Regions from separate parts of the Homo sapiens genome. Here region 1 is linked to region 2. Evidence: chromatin loops called from intact Hi-C (ENCODE). Cell type or tissue: heart right ventricle. All regions are shown on one strand. Links, peaks and the distances in the headings refer to the core of each region. The heading gives the core; the rest is flanking DNA.

Region 1 (2,922 bases), core at 252-2,751, 280 kb before region 2:
AGCCTCTGCATGTTGGTTCTTTGTAGGCTCTACTGTTAATGTGGAAGACATCTCAAAGAAATACACTGGGAATTCCCAAAGGGGAGAGTAAGTTTAGGTTGAAAGTGAAAGAGGTGTTCAGGAGGAAATGATGGTTGTAGAAATTGATTTTTGTATCATCTCCATTCTAAAAAGAAGCTATTTTATAACCCAGTTGATTGTATCACCTACAACTTTATGGCCTATAGAAAGAACTGCTCTTACGTAAAGTACATGAATTGAGAGCTGTCCTCCCGAAGCCAGTTTCCCTGACTATAAAATCTGAAATAGTCCATCTACTGCGTGGCATTTTAATCCCCTCAGTCCTCCATTATTCTCAGAATTTTCCGCTTATAGGATAAATACATTACTCAAAGGTTTTGTGTTAATTTTTATACCTGTTTTTACTTATAGCCTGTTTCTTTTTTTCTTTACCAAAAAGCATCGTCTTCTGATTTTGAGAGTTTTAATTCTTAAGTATCAGTTGATGAATTAATAAAATGTAAATGTAAATGCACATCTCTTAAACCTGAATACAGAACATATTAATATAGAGGATTCTCCTACATTTATGCAGGATTTTACCTAGGTCAGAAACTGAGATGCAATTGTGTGAAATAGATGTCGTCCAACCTGCTTTGTATGTTGTTCATTCTGCTCTAAAAACAGCTAATTTTAATCATTGATGTAGGAAATAAATGTTTCACAGACTTTTCCCCATTCATTAGTGATTGCAGATTCATAGACATCAAAACTGAGAAAAGTGGTTTCCTCTAAGCCTTAACAAAGATTAGTGCTGGAGCTCTGGGAAGATGGCAGTATTCATTGTTATTCTTCAGTTGTCTGGAAGGTTCGCGAGTGATATACGCAGCCTGGGAAACAAGAAAACAGGTCAAAAATCTAAAAGAAATCTCTAAAATAGAGAAGATGATTTCCCTGACAAAGCATTATTAGAAAAAGTATAAAACTAAGGAAGTTCTGCCTTCTGGTTATGAAACCCAGCCTGATTCTAATGAAATTCAACCAAAATGCCAAAGCTAGAGTGATTTTCACCTTGCATAGTTGGGTTTGCATTCGTGTCCCCTGCTGAGAGCTGCTTTGCCTCCCACTTCCCCTCCCCCATTTAAGCCAGATACTTCCTGAGCCAAGTTGGAGAGGACTGGTGCAACCTATCATCATAACTGGGCTAGAGTTACTCTTGATGAAACATCCCTCTTTTCATTTGCAGAACTGTCAGAAATGCCTAAAATGCTGCTTAAGTGAGGTTTTAGAAAGAATTTTGCCATCTGCTTCCTGATTCCACATCTTTATTTTGACAGAACATTTCATAGGCCGTATTTGGCAGTTCCTCTGTTTGGATGTCATTTTAATATGTTGCTTTTTTCTCTGATTATCAACACTGAGGATTTTCATGTATATGATTTATTTCCAGTTTATATTTTAACAGATTGCAGATAAATCAGTGATTGCAGAGAAATCAGATGGATCAACATTTTCACTATTTATTACTTTTTATGTATTTATTACTATTTATTTATTACTAGTATGCTTTGGTACTATATAGTTGATGAAAATAGTGGGCACTGGTGACCTGAAGAAGCAAAATTAGCAGTCCATATTTTTATAGGTTTGATTCAGTGACTCTCAAGCCCTAGATCTGTATATGCATGGTCATGTGTAGGACAAAAATCATCTTTTTTTCTCTTTTTGGTTAATTATATATTTTGTCCCTGAGACTGTGAAGTGAGTTGAATCTGTATAACCTATTTTTGTCCGTAAGCTCTTCTCTGGTTTAGCAGTTCTCTAGATTTAGGTATTGGACTTATATATATATTTTTCCAATATCCACCTCATTGAATTATAGACTTAGTTCCTACAGTAGTTCCACAGAGCTTCCAAATAAGGGTAAGGATAATGGGTAAGTAAGTACTTACCTCTCATCTTCACTTCCATAGAAGAAGGCTGAGTGCAGTACATTTGTATCTACACTTTATAAATTATGAACTAGTTTTTCATCAAAAAATTTCATGGATGCCAGGCACGGTGGATCTCGCCTGTAATCCCAATACTTTGGGAGGCCAAGGTGGGCAGATCACCTGAGGTCAGGAGTTCGAGACCAGCCTGGCCAACATGGTGAAACCTCTGCTCTACTAAAAATACAAAAATTAGCCGGGTGTGGTGGTGCGTGCCTGTAATCCCCAGCTACTTGGGAGGCCGAGGCAGGAGAATCACTTGAACTCAGAGGCGGAGGTTGCAGTGAGCCGAGATTGTGCCACTCCAGCCTGGACAACAGAGTGAAACTCCATCTTTAAAAAAAAAAAAAAAAAAAAATTGATGGTTGGGTAGATTAAGAATTATTTTGTCTTTATATAGGTCTCAAAGCTCATGGCCACAATATTTTCCTCTTCAGAATGGCAGGACTATGGGAAGGAATGTGCATTCAGAACAACGGGGAAAGGCTATAGGGAAATTAATTTCAAAATATTTGGCTGAGTGATTGTGGACTCTTCCTTGGAAGTCTTTAAACACAGAATAGATCCTCCTATTTGGAATGACTTAAGGGTAAAGGAAAAGGAATGGATTAGCAGGCGCCTTAAAGACCCCAAGAACTTTAGAGATTTGTATGTGGCCCATGTCAGTGACAGATGGAACAGTAAGTTCAATAGACGTCATGTCTGCCGCTCCCAGGCTATGCTTCCTTTAATGTAGTGACCTTCTGGGAGCATTGTCCTCAATTGTCTGCAAGAGGGAAAGGAGTACATCTAAATTTCTGGTAAACTTAATTTGGGTGGCTTATTACCTACTGTTATGTATCTTTTAAAGATCCAGTGATCCAAAAAGCTGTGCTTTGCCCAAAATTCCAAAATGAGAAAACCATAAAAACCACCCTCTAGTTTCTGGAGC
Region 2 (2,922 bases), core at 227-2,726:
TGATTCGCCCATCTCAGCCTCCCAAAGTGCTGGAATTACAAGCATGACCCACTGTGCCCAGCCCATCTTTGAAGCCTTAACTGCTTGATGGAAGAGCTGATCCCTTCCAGACCAGTTGCCATGGTGAGCTAGAATTCCTGGCACAGAGTGTGGATATCCTCCTTGTTGGACTTGGTTGCCCTGTCACCTACTGCATTACCACAGATGATTTCCATCTGGCATATAGCCAGACAGATAAGGGAAGAGGGTCTTTCCTCACTGTAAGTTTCAAGGCCCATGCTGTAAGGCCATCAGATGAAGACATCCTTGAGCCTCTGAAGCAGCACTGTCCATTTCCTCATTGCAGTCATGTAGTTTGAATCAATGACAGTTCTACCAAAGTCTAGTTTCTCACTAGGTGAACATCTGGAATGTAAACTCCAGGAGGATGGAGACCTTGCAAATTGTGTTCACAGCTGCATTTCCAGTGCTCAGAGTAGCACCTAGCATGTCACAGGCTCAGCACACATTTGTTGAATCTTTAATCCTGACGGGTCTGCCGCTAGCACTACCAGTTTGTCTTCCTCTGAGCTGGACCATCTCATGCTGTTCTTTGTGCATATAATGCTGTTCCCTCTGTGCAACATGCTGTTCCCTACCCTGCCTGCTTAGTACCCTCTCCCCTTCAGGTCTCAGCCTAAATGTCACCTCTTTAGATGGGCTTTCCTGATCTCCATATAGGCTGTCCCCTATGTCCAAATAGCGTGTCTGTGTTAAATGGTCTCATAACACACTGTACTTTTCCTTCAAGGCATGTGTCTCAATTTATAATTATACTTACGTGAATAGAACTGTTTTACATGTGACCTCTCCTTAAACTTTTAGTTCCATGAGGGCAGAGATCCTATTTTGCTCACTCTTATCCTCCTAGGGCTTAGTAGATGCTCACTAAACATTTGTGAGCAAATGAGTTCTCCACTTTCCCCACCAACACCAACATCCCCCAGAGTGATAGATTCTAATGCATTTAGTATTTACAACTGGATGAAGCCTTTTCTCCCCATCTCTGACCCTCACAACCACTTCCTTGGCACTAATCAGACTCCCTGCTTCACAGACGGAAGGGATTTATTTTCCCTTTGGATCTGCCATAACTCAGGTTCAGGGAAGGCTGTGATCTGCCCTCACTGCAGCTACCTAGCCCCAGGCCCAGGGAGCCAGGGCTGCTGTTTTTAGAGCACCTGAGTAACTTCAAGTTCTCGAGAGTCATCTATAAAAAGTCTTAGTCTTCAACCCTTTATTCTGTGGATAAGGTGAAAAGAGTGGTGCCTCTGCAGACTGCCTCCCTCCTTAGCACACACTCTGCCTTTTGTTCCTTCTCCCTGCTTATGATGTCTTGTTAGCACTGAAATGAATGGATCTTTCACCAGGGAAAATGGGGGAGGTTGGAAACATCAAAACCGGTAATGCTTTTTATCAGGTAGGAGCCAGAGGAGGAGGGAGGCGTGTGAGCAAAGCGTGTCTCAGGCTGTGAACTGTCGCTGGGCGCTGGCACCCTTGGCCTTTTAGAGTCGCCACTCTGTAGGATAAGACAGACGTGCAGAGAGGCCAGAGGTTTCTGCGTGGCTCCCTCTGGTCTCGCTCCTTGCTTCTTTCCCCTTTCTCCTTCTTGACATATGCAGCTCAGACTCCTCCTCACTTGGCCCTTCCTCGTCAGTATTGGCTTTCAGCTCTCCTGGCCCGACATCCTGTGGACGCTGCAGTTCAGACAAATAGCAAGATCATCAAAGAGAGGCGCATGAATGAAAAACTGCTTTATGACATGCCTTCAAAGTGTCTTTTTAGAAGTTCAAAGGATGTGGAGAGGAGGCAGGGGAATCAAAGAAGATGGGGGAGAGCAATGAACTCTCCAAGGAATCATTAGGTTTTTCATTGTATATTTTCTATGACGCTTGTGATGTAAAAATCAAAAGTATTCCCAGCCCTGAAGGGTTCTCAGTGAATAGATCTGATGCAAAGAAGGAAACAACACACCTTGCTGTGGAAGGCTCTACCCTGGCATTCTGAGTCCCCCATTTTGTATCTGCAGTTCCTGTTTGGACCTCATTCGAATACTTTGATCAGGGAAGACTGTCCAGAGATGGAGATTGAATGCTGTTTATGTGGTTCGATGCAAATGAATAATTTAGTCTGTGCAGATATTCCCCATTACCTCTTCCATTTAAAGACGAGCTAGGGTCCGGCTGTAGCGACGGATATGCAGAGCTTAGAAAAGATCTGGCATAGATCATACAATTCAGATACTTTTTTTTTTTTTTTTTTTGAGATGGAGTCTCACTCTGTCACCCGGGCTGGAGTGCAGTGCTGTGATCTTGGCTCACTGCAATCTCTGCCTCCCGGGTTCAAGTGATTCTCTCCTGCCTCAGCCTCCTGAGTAGCTGGGATTGCAGGTGTGCGCCACCACGCCCAGCTAATTTTTGTATTTTTGGTAGAGACAGGGTTTCACCATGTTGGCCAGGCTGGTCTTGAACTCCTGACCTCAGGTGATCAACCCGCCTCAGCCTCCCACAGTGCTGGGATCACAGGCATGAGCCACCACACCCAGCCTGATCCCAGAGACTTCTTTTCTGACACACAGGAGAACCAAGATTTGGCTTGTGGCTGGAGTTGGTCCTGATTGATATGCTGGTGGGAATATCATTGATATTTTCATGCAGGAATGCCTTATGCCCAATCCACCCAGAAGGTTTTGGCAGCTAACACAGTGCCTGGCACATAGAGGGTGCTTGAATGAAATGAATGAATGACCAAACAAATGAACAACTTCGTTTTTGTAACCCTAGAGTAGACTCTTTCTTGGGGATTCTCCTTGGGCCAGTCAGGCCCAGAATACAAGGATATGAGATGAGATCTGAATGACTGCATTAGTTAAATCTGCAAGGG

Evidence for each region. Peaks named below come from ENCODE experiments on the same cell type or tissue, not always from the same donor. Only the 100,000 strongest peaks of a DNase experiment are listed, where the experiment ranks them.
Region 1: it touches region 2 in a loop (4-fold over the local background); 14 of 110 quality-filtered maps call a loop at or near these places.

The regions. Positions count from the first base shown.
Region 1 is chr5:142,156,083-142,159,004 of GRCh38, forward strand. It overlaps LOC107986455 (a long non-coding RNA gene), which reads right to left. Exons shown (of 3, transcript XR_001742907.3): 3 at 1-890. Among named protein-coding and RNA genes, the nearest start is that of NDFIP1, 49 kb to the left of the region's middle. In heart right ventricle, for the core only: no CTCF peak of the experiment used is centred there; no DNase peak of the experiment used is centred there; H3K27ac peaks cover 558 bases.
Region 2 is chr5:142,440,157-142,443,078 of GRCh38, forward strand. All of the region lies in intron 3 of SPRY4-AS1 (SPRY4 antisense RNA 1), which reads left to right. Among named protein-coding and RNA genes, the nearest start is that of SPRY4-AS1, 120 kb to the left of the region's middle. In heart right ventricle, for the core only: a CTCF peak has its summit at 1,743; no DNase peak of the experiment used is centred there; H3K27ac peaks cover 2,045 bases.